Linked DNA regions of Homo sapiens: regions 2 and 3 are each linked to region 1. The links are chromatin contacts, found by Hi-C or POLR2A ChIA-PET in ENCODE. All regions are on one chromosome and are shown on one strand. Each heading gives the region's core, a stretch centred on a gene start or an enhancer-like site at or near the end of the contact. The rest is flanking DNA. Distances are from core to core; before and after follow the strand shown.

What was found. A loop is a pair of places that touch in the nucleus more often than their neighbours do. ChIA-PET counts read pairs that join two places held with the same protein, here RNA polymerase II (POLR2A). Pooled maps may share reads with other maps.
Region 2: a loop to region 1 is called in a map of B cell, with 32 times the contacts of the local background. The contact joins the promoter of SNHG20 here to the promoter of USP36 in region 1. A Hi-C loop is called at or near these places in 1 of 168 maps with a recorded cell type or tissue (B cell), 1 of 37 single-sample maps with no recorded cell type and 6 of 50 pooled maps.
Region 3: a pooled map shows a loop between it and region 1 (8-fold over the local background). The contact joins the enhancer-like site here to the promoter of USP36 in region 1. A Hi-C loop is called at or near these places in 4 of 50 pooled maps. POLR2A ChIA-PET finds 5 or more read pairs at or near these places in 2 of 52 experiments (A549 and activated CD4-positive, alpha-beta T cell).

Annotation. Positions count from the first base shown.
Region 1 is chr17:78,839,295-78,842,440 of GRCh38, forward strand. USP36 (ubiquitin specific peptidase 36) reads right to left here and starts at 1,520. Exons shown (of 21, transcript NM_001385174.1): 1 at 1,442-1,520. It overlaps LOC124904067 (a long non-coding RNA gene), which reads left to right and starts at 1,820. Exons shown (of 2, transcript XR_007065923.1): 1 at 1,820-3,146. RefSeq lists enhancers at 1-3, 1,598-1,787 and silencers at 928-1,447, 1,908-2,007.
Region 2 is chr17:77,086,841-77,089,986 of GRCh38, forward strand. SNHG20 (small nucleolar RNA host gene 20) reads left to right here and starts at 1,803. Exons shown (of 3, transcript NR_027058.1): 1 at 1,803-2,109; 2 at 2,313-2,431. It overlaps MIR6516 (microRNA 6516), which reads left to right and starts at 2,577; the gene lies at 2,577-2,657. It also overlaps a transcript of SEC14L1 not described here and SCARNA16. RefSeq lists enhancers at 1,209-2,408, 1,675-1,984, 1,905-2,839, 2,175-2,284.
Region 3 is chr17:79,996,261-79,999,406 of GRCh38, forward strand. The region is part of intron 3 of TBC1D16 (TBC1 domain family member 16); the gene reads right to left. Among named protein-coding and RNA genes, the nearest start is that of TBC1D16, 38 kb to the right of the region's middle. Within about 2 kb of position 1,456, at least 11 of the 41 ENCODE cell types and tissues checked have a DNase peak (open chromatin) inside an H3K27ac peak, as active enhancers do.

The DNA of each region.
Region 1 (3,146 bases), core at 270-2,769:
AGTAACTACATCTGACCCATCCTGAGTCACTTCCCATCCCCAGGTAATTCTACAGCAAATCTCAGACCTATGACTTCATCCATAAATAAAAGCATACCAACTCCCGAAAAATGTGTAAGGAAATGATCTCAGAATAAAAGCCATCTACAAAGTGAAGACATCCAGTCGTATTAAAAACTCCCCACAATATCACTGCTTTCGGTTAGGACTCACATCTACCCTGGAAGGTGAGAACTCTGTCATGCACAACCAACGCTTGAGAACCACTTAGGGAGGGGATAAACGAACCTTGGGAGATGTAACCCAGTTTCACTCGAGATAAGTAACTTTGAACTTAACCCACTCCTTAATGTAGATGCAGAGATTTTGAACACAATTTTTCAAGTGGGACAGGTCAATCTCTACTTCACCAATTCCACCTAAAACATTAAGCAATAACCTAAACAACGCTCGCTCGCTCTCTGACGTGTAGGAGCCCGAGACAAGTGTTCCTGTAATCACTAGCAATCCCTCCGACGCACACACCATCCACACTCTACCCAACTCAGGAAGGATGCTCTCTCTTGTCCAAGGACAGCACAGGCCTCATCCACATTTCCACCTGCGCGAACCCCAGCCAGCACCATTTAGGCTCATTCCCGCTCCCTCCTCCTTCTAAAGTCACTTTTCCAGGATGAACTGCAACGGACGCTCGCAGGGTCAACCACGTGCTGGGGAGAGGAGCCCACGGAAGCAGCGGCCTCCCGGGGCCCAGCGCCGCGCTCCAGGGGCCTCCCGGGCGACTCCGCAGCGCCTGCCCCGAGCCCGGCCGCGGACACAGCGACCCGAGCACCTCTCCCCGAGCATGGCTCCGTGGCGAGCGTTACGTAAACGGGGGCGCGCGGAGTCTCCCCTCTCGTGTGTCTGGGTTTGGCGGCCGCCACTCCAGCCCCAGGCCCAGGACCCCCACGCCACCCGCCAGAAGCAGCAGCATCGGAACCGCACCCCGCCCCGGGCTCCATGGCCTCCTCCGCAACCACGAGGAAGGTGCCCGCCCCGGGGCCGCACCCGCCCCGCTGAGCTCTGCGGCCGCACGCGACGCCCTCGCCCTGATTCCGACTTCAACCTCTCCGAAGTTGACCTGAATCCTGCACAGACAGCGGGCCCCGGCGACCCCCATCACCGGCCCGGAGCCCGGGGGACGGCGGAGACCGGCGAGGACAGCCCGGCCCCGGACCCTCCTCGGGAATACCCGGGCTCTGGAGAAGCGAGCTCGCGAGCGGGCGGAGCATCCCGGGTCCTCCTCGGGGACGGCCGAAGCCCTGCGCGGACCCGCGCCCACGTTCTCCCTGAGCGTCCCGGCTGCGCCCGCCAGCCCTTCCCGCGCCCCAGGCCTCGCGGAACCCCCCGCCCCGGTCTCGTCCCCAGGCCTGCGCACCGCCCCGACCCGACCCCAGCCTACCCCGGCCTCTCCGCGGGCGCGCCACAAGCCTACGCAGCCCTGGCGACTCCTTCGGCCCGCGGCCCAGCACGCGCACCATCCGGGCCTCCGGCGCCTCACACACGTGTCACCGCGACGCTTAAAGGCGCCGCACCCAGCGTTCGCGCTGCGCTAACTCCGAAAGGGTTGGGAGGCTTTAAGAGGCGGGGCTAGATTCCGCTAACTCCCTGTCCCCGCCCACCGCCGCTTCCGTGTCGCCTACGTCACCTCCCCATCACGGGACCCCGCCAGCCTACGTGATGACGCAAGTGCGCAGAGCCACAGGCGCTCCCGCCCCTGTGCCGCGGCAGGGTGACGTCTCCGCAGCGCACTAGAGGTGCCGCTACTTCCGGGTCGGCCGAGCACACCTGGCGGCGTGGCGGACGCCTGAAGTGTGACAGTGGCGCGCGCCCCCGCCCCAGAACGGGGACTCGAGGGACTTTGCCCACCCCTGCAACAGCCCTCCCGCGCTGTCTCCCGGGCAGGGAGAAGGCTGGGCTCCCCCACCTGCCCCTGGCCGTCAGGTGGCTGTGGAGAAGCGGAGGCGCGGGCGCTCGGCCTTAACGTCCCGGGCTCTGGGGCCATCCGTGACTCCCACACGCGGAGCACCTGCAGTTTGGGGAGGGAGGGATCTGGGAGCGATCGGCCAAAGCCTGGGGCTGCCGAGGAAATGGCTCTTCGGAATTAGGGATCTGAGAGTGTGAGATTTGACCTTTGTAGGCTGGTGGCGGCTGTGCAATCTCTAGCTCCACCCACTCCCTCCAAAAGCTTTGTCCTCTGACAGCTCTGCGAAGGTTTTAGCTGAGTATTTGTGAGCACGTATTTCTTTTGCAGTATTTTTAAAAATCCTCTTGATCTGAGGCAACTTCGCTGGCTTCCTCCCCATTCCCTTGGGCAGGTTGAGAGTGTTGGTTCCTGGCCTGACCTCAGAAACTCAGAGAAGCACAGGATGGGCATAAACTACTTTATCCAAAAGGCAGAACTTTGCAAACACAGTCGTATCTGCTGTGTCTTTTTTGATGTAAGTAGGAATGATGAGTAGGGTGAAGTCACAGGTAAACAACCCAAAACGAATTTCCATGCCCTCCCCACGGATCCTAAAGCAGGGACTGGAGATGGGGAGAGAGGCTAGATGTACTTGGAACAAAATTCACCTTGTATTTATTACCTGGGCGCTGGTGTTTTTTGAAAAAAGCAAACAAGATAACCATATTAGTCTGATGCTGAGACTATGCCCTATCTGTAAGAATCCTTGGGCTGGGCGCGGTGGCTCACCCTTGTAATCCCAACACTTGGAGGCCAAGGTGGGCGGATCACCTGAGGTCAGGAGTTCGAGACCAGCATGGCCAACATGGTGAAACCCCGTCTCTACTAAACATACAAAAATTAGCTGGGTGTGGTGGTGGGCGCCTGTAATCCCAGCTACTCAGGAGGCTGAGGCACGAGAATCCCTTGAACCTAGGAGGCGGAGGTTGCAGCGAGCTGAGATGTCGCCACTGCACTCCAGCCTGGGCGACAGAGCGAGACTCCGTCTCAAAAGAAAAGAAAAGAAAAGAAAAAAAGGCAGGGCACAGTGGCTCACGCCTGTAATCCTAGCACTTTGGGAGGCCGAGGCAGGCAGATCGCTTGAGGTCAGGAATTCCAGACCAGCCTGGCCAACATGGTGAAAACCTGTCTCTACTAAAAA
Region 2 (3,146 bases), core at 553-3,052, 1.8 Mb before region 1:
CACCCGGCTTCTGCTCCAACCAGGTGAGCCCAATGCCTGCCTGAAGCCACTTGCGTTGTTTACAAACCTGTTTACTCCAGTTAAGCTGATTATACAATTATATCCTTTCATTCTTATGTAAACTCATGAAATATGGTAAAACAAAACAGAACTGTAGCTCCTCCATCAAAACAAAAATGTAAGTTAAATATTTCCAAGTTAATAAAACTAACAGTATGTATTGTTGAATGTGAGTGAGACAACTCAAAGACATTGTGAAGGAGGTGCGGTCATAAAAATCTCGCTCTGTCACCCAAGCTGGAGTGCAGTGGCACGGTCTTTATTTTATTTTATTTTATTTTATTTTTTGAGACGGAGTTTCTCTGTTGTTGCCCAGGCTAGAGTGCAATGGCGCAATCTCGGCTCACCGCAACCTCCACCTGCCTGGTTCAAGCAATTCTCTTGCCTCAGCCTCCCAAGTAGCTGGGATTACAGGCATGCACCACCACGCCTGGCTAATTTTTTGTAATTTTAGTAGAGACGGGGTTTCTCCATGTCGGTCAGGCTGGTCTCAAACTCCCGACCACAGGTGATCTGCCCGCCTTGGCCTCCCAAAGTGCTGGAATTACAGGGTCGAGCCACCATGCCTGGCCTCAGTGGTGCAGTCTTGGCTCACTGCACCCTCCGCCTCCTGGGTTCAAGCGATTCTCCTGCCTCAGACTCCCAAGTAGCTGGGATTACAAGTGTGTGCCACCACACCTGGCTAATTTTGTATTTTTAGTAGAGATGGAGTTTCACCAGGTTGGTCAGGCTGGTTTCGAACTCCCAACATCAAGTGATCCATCTGCCTCGGCCTCCCAAAGTGTACCTGGCCTTTTTTTTTTAATGGTTATTTCTTGGTGATATGTTAAACAAGGGGTGGATTATTCATGCCTCCCCTTTTTAGACCATGTAGGGTAACTTCCTGACGTTGCCACGGCATTTGTAAACTGTCATGGCGCTGGTGGGCGTGTACCAGTGAGGGCAACCAGAGGTCACTCTCATAGCCATCTTGGTTTTGGAGGATTTTGGCCGTCTTCTTTACTGCAGCCTGTTTGATCAGCAAGGTCTTTATGAGCTGTATGACCTAGCAATGCATCCAAGTAGGTCTCAGCTTTATTTTACCCAGCCCCTATTCAAGATGGAGTTGCTCTGGTTCAAACGCCTCTGAGACAAGGTCCAGCAATTCTTCCTTGGTTGTGGGATTAGACTCAGAGCAAGATTCCTGTTCGTTGCTTCCTGTGCCCACAGACAGTGAACTGTCGGGAATCTACCAGGTCTTTTGGAGCAATAGGCTTTTCAGGGGGTATCCCAATAGGCCAGGACGGCCTGCATCTTCACGTAGCCCCTCTGCTCTTGAGCTTTCTCCTTCCTGCCACCTGGGGTGGTGGAAAGGGCATTGGGTTTGGAGCAGAAATGACTTAGGTGTGAACCCAGCTCTGCCACTTCCTGGCCGGCTGTGCTTGGAAAAGTAACCAAGCATCTCCGGAGCGCCCCACTTCTCATCTACAAGACAGGAGTGGTCTTTGCACTTAATTCAGAGGGTTGCATGAGGAGTAGAGAGATAATGCTTTCACGGCTCCAGGAACCCAGCGGGCTTTCAAGAAATGGGATGTTCCTTCTGATTCCCTCGCTCCAGGGCCCTCCCCTCTGGCCCAGGCTCTAGTCCCCATTAATCACACCGCGCGGGCTGCGACCCCTTTAAGTCCGGCTTGGATGACCCAGATCCAAAGTCATCGACTCTCTAGCTGCTATCTCTATGGTAAGTTATCACTTCCGGCCGGAAGTTGCTGACGGAGCTACTTCCGCCCAGGGGAGTGGGAAGTAAGTGGAGACACGTGCTTTGGCCTGTTGGAGGGGAAACCCGCTCTCGCCTCCTGGTGGTCGCCGACTCGCAGTCCGCAGGATGACTCAGGGCAGCCCTGACCACAGTTCCGCCGCCATCGGCCCTAGCCTGCGGAATTGGGCTCGCCCCGGGACGATAACAGAGCTCTGCCGGGGGCTGGAGGCACTGACCGGGTGACCAGAGACCCAGAGACCAGACCCCCTCCACGGCGCCCGGGATTTCGGGGACGGCTTCTCCCATCGCAAGTAGGGCTTGGACGGGAGGCGACAAAAGAGAACTTGGTCCGCACACAGCCACCGAAATTGGAATGAGGAGCTGTAGGGAGGCCCCGTAGCCAGCAGAAAAGCATTGGGGTCCCTGGCTGGGTTAGCCCAGGTTTCTAGGAGTGTGGTAAGCGTCGAATGACTTTTGTCCTTTTAAAGCACATTATGTTACTTTTTCCCCCAAGGTTTCAACAGAAAATGAGAAATATCCCCCGACGATTGGCTGAAAACATGCAGCAACCACTATTTTCTTCCTGCCCCTCGTTGATGAGAGCATTCGAAGTGACCTCAGCAGGGCATCCAGGTATGTCAAGCATGGTGACAAAGTGTTCAGGTCAGACGGTCTGGGGAAAGGCTCCTGTGTTGTTGAGCCTGCCAAGTTGTGGGTGCAGCATGGTACCAGGCAGCCCAACCCTGACCTAAAGTAAATTCCCGGAAGAAGTCTTTCCTGGGTTTTGAATTTGCAGTAACAGGTGTGAGCATTCTAGCAGCAGTTTGATGATCATGTATGATACTGCAAACAGGACCTACGTTTAAAGAAAATGGTTGTAGTTAGTATCAGAGAGCCCTTGCTTTTCAAAACTTCATAAACAATGTTACTGTCATGTCTTTCATTCAATAAACATTTGTTGATACATTGGCCTGACATCATGTTAAATGTTACGGATACAGAGATGAAGAAAACAGTCATGGCCCTTGTTCTCTGGGAACTACAACCCAGTTAGGGAGACAAGGTTAAATGATCACACTTAAGAGGGCATAATTCAGCCAGGTGCAGTGGCTCATGCCTGTAATCCCAGCACTTTGGGAGGCCGAGGCGGGTGGATCACCTGATGTCAGGAGTTCGAGACCAGTCTGGCCAACATGATGAAACCCCATTTCTACTAAAAATACAAAAAATTAGCTGGGCATGGTGGCATGTGCCTGTAATCCCAGCTACTCAGGAGGCTGAGGCAGGAGAATCGCTTGAACCCAGGAGGTGGAGAGGTTGCAGGGAGCCGAGATCACACACACCACTG
Region 3 (3,146 bases), core at 206-2,705, 1.2 Mb after region 1:
AAAGGTTGTCCCCATAAGCCTTTCGATATATATTATTAAGATATAAGAAGATGCTTAAGAGACAAAGAGATCTTCCGCCAAAGAATCAGATACCTGGATGGCAAATAAACACACAAAACGATATTCGACATCACGAGCCATTAGGGAAATGCTGATTAAAACCACAATGAGATGTCACTACACACCCATCAGGATGCTTAAAAAAAATAATAGTGACAACCTCAAATACTGATGAGGATGTGGAGAAACAAGGCACTCGTAAATTTCTGGTGGGAGTGTAAAACGGCCCAGCCACTCTATGCAACAGTTTAGCAATTGCTTTAAAAACTAAGCACATAGGCCGGGAACGGTGGCTCACGCTTGCAATCCCAGCACTTTGGGAGGCCGAGGCGGGAGGATTGCTTGAGCCCAGGAGTTCGAGACCAGCCTGAGCAACATGGCAAAAACCCTGTCTCTATTTTTACTAGATAAAAAACGTATTTTAAAAAACTAATCACACAATCAATCCACATATGACTCGGCAAGTGCATTTGTGGGAATTTATCCTAGAGAAACGAAAACTTAGGTTCCAACAAAACCCCACACATGAATGTTCCTAGTAGCTTTATTCACAGTCGCCCCTGAATGGGAAGCCATGGTTCATGTCCATCAGTCCGTGAGCGCGTGGACCGTGGGGTGCTGCTACTCAGCAGTAGAAAGGAACAAGTTCTTGACACACAGGACAGCTTGGATAGAGCTTCACAGGATGATGCTGAACCAAAAAAAGTCCATCTCAAAGCTGACATCATGCAGGGTTCCAGTTACGTAAAATTCTTACAGAGGAGTGGTTGCCCTGTGCCAGGGCAGCGTGGAGGAACCCTGCGGTGGGGGAGTGGTTCTGCGTCTAGCTAGTGGTAGTAGTTGCCGGAAGCTACATGTATCCCAGTGGCACAGGATTCTAAACACACAAGCACAGATGGGTGCCTGTAATACCCGTGAGACCTGTGGACTGTACCAACCTCAATTTCCTGGTTTGGAGAGTGTACTATGCTTCTATGCAGGATGTCACCATGGGGGGAAGTGGGTGAAGGGTGTATAGGGCCTCCCGGTACTTTTTTTTTTTTTGCAACTTCCTGTAGTTACTTCGAAATAAAAACTTTTAAACGTGGCTAATGGAAAATTTTAAATCACAGAGGTGGCTCACGTTACATTTCTATTGGGCACTGTTAGCCTAAACCGGGGGATCCACAAACCATGGCCCGAGGGCCAAATTGAGGCTGCCCTCTGCCTCTGTACAGCCCATGAACGAAGACTTTTTTAAATGAATAGACTTTCTTTTTTAGAGCGATTTTAGGTTCACAGAAAAACTGAGCAGAGTACAGCGAGTTTCCCCTCAATGTACACACTTTCCCATACCATTAATGTCTTGCATTTGCGTGGTACATTTGCTGTAACTGATGAGCCAATATTGATACATTATCAGTAATAACTGACGTTCAGGGCTTCTACTAGGTTCACTCTTGGTGTTGTACAGTCTATGGGGTTTCAGAGACACAGTGGCAGGCGTCCATCATTGCAGCCTCACACAGAATAGTGTCACTGCAGCCGGGCGCGGTGGCTCACGCCTGTAATCCCAGCACTGTGGGAGGCCAAGGAGGGTGCATCACCTGAGGTCAGGAGTTCAAGATCAGCCTGGCCAACGTGGTGAAACCCCGTCTCTACTGAAAATACAAAAATTAGCTGGGTGTGGTGGCGGGAGCCTGGAATCCCAGCTACTCAAGAGGCTGAGGCAGGAAAATCGCTTGAACCCAGGAGGTGGAGGTTGCAGTGAGCTAAGATTGTGCCATTGCACTTCAGCTTGGGCACAAAGAGCAAAACTCTGTCTCAAAAAAAAAAAAAAAAAAAAAAGACAAGAAAAGAAAAGGAAAAAGAATAGTGTCGCTGCCTTTGGAATCCAGTATCTGCCCATTTATCTTTTTCTCCTCTTGAGCCCCCAGCAGGTGTTGATCTGTTTACTGTCTTCACAATTTTGCCTTTTCCAGAATGTCCTAGAGCTGGAATCATGCAGCTTGCAGCCTTTTCAGACTGGTGTTTTTTGTTTTTTTTGAGATAGGGTCTCACTCTGTGACCCAGGTTGGAGGGCAGTGGTGCAATCTAAGCTCACTGCAACCTCCGCATTCTGGGCTCAAGCAATCCTCCTGCCTCAGCCCCCCAAGTAGCTGGGACTACATGTGTGAGCCACCATGCCCGGCTAATTTTTGTATTATTATTATAATTTTTTTTTTTTTTTTTTGTAGAGACAAGGTTTCACCATGTTGCCCAGGCTGGTCTCCTGAGCTCAAGTGATCACCCACCTCGGCCTCCCAAAGCGCTGGGATTACAGGTGTGAGCCACCGCACCCGGCCCAGATTGGCTTCTTCCACGTAGCAATGTACATTTCAGCATCCTCCACATCTGCTCAAGGCTTGACAGCTCATTTCCTTTTATCCATAAACAATATTCCCTTGCAGGGAAGCGCCACCGTTCGCACATCCACCCACCACCACAGGGTATCCTGACTGCTTCCACCGCGCCCGTATGAATGAAGTGGTTACAAACACCTGCGTGCAGGTTTCATGTGAAGGATGGTTTTGAACATTTTTAAATGTTGAAAAAAATCCAGAGGAGAATATTTCACAACACATGAAAATTATATGAAATTCCACTTTCAGTATCCTTAATAAAACGTGAATGGGGCTGGGCGCGGTGGCTCACGCCTGTAACCCCAGCACTCTGGGAGGCCGAGGCGGGGGGATTACCTGAGGTCAGGAATTTGAGACCAGCCCGGCCAACACGGCGAAACCCCATCTCTAGTAAAAATACAAAAATTAGCCGTGTGTGGTGGTGGGCACCTGTAGTCCCAGCTACTCGGGAGGCTGAGGCAGGAGAATTGCTTTAACTCAGGAGGTGGAGGTTGCAGTGAGCCAAGATCACACCACTGCACTCCAGCCTGGGCGAGAGAGTGAGACACTGTCTCAAAAAAAAAAAAAATTAATGGAACACAGCCATGCCAATTAACATACATTGTGTGGTGGCTTCCATGCTACAAGGGCAGAATTGAAAAGCTGCAGCCAAAACCATCTGGCCCCCAAAGCAGAAAATACTTGCTGTCTGGCCCACCTGCCAAC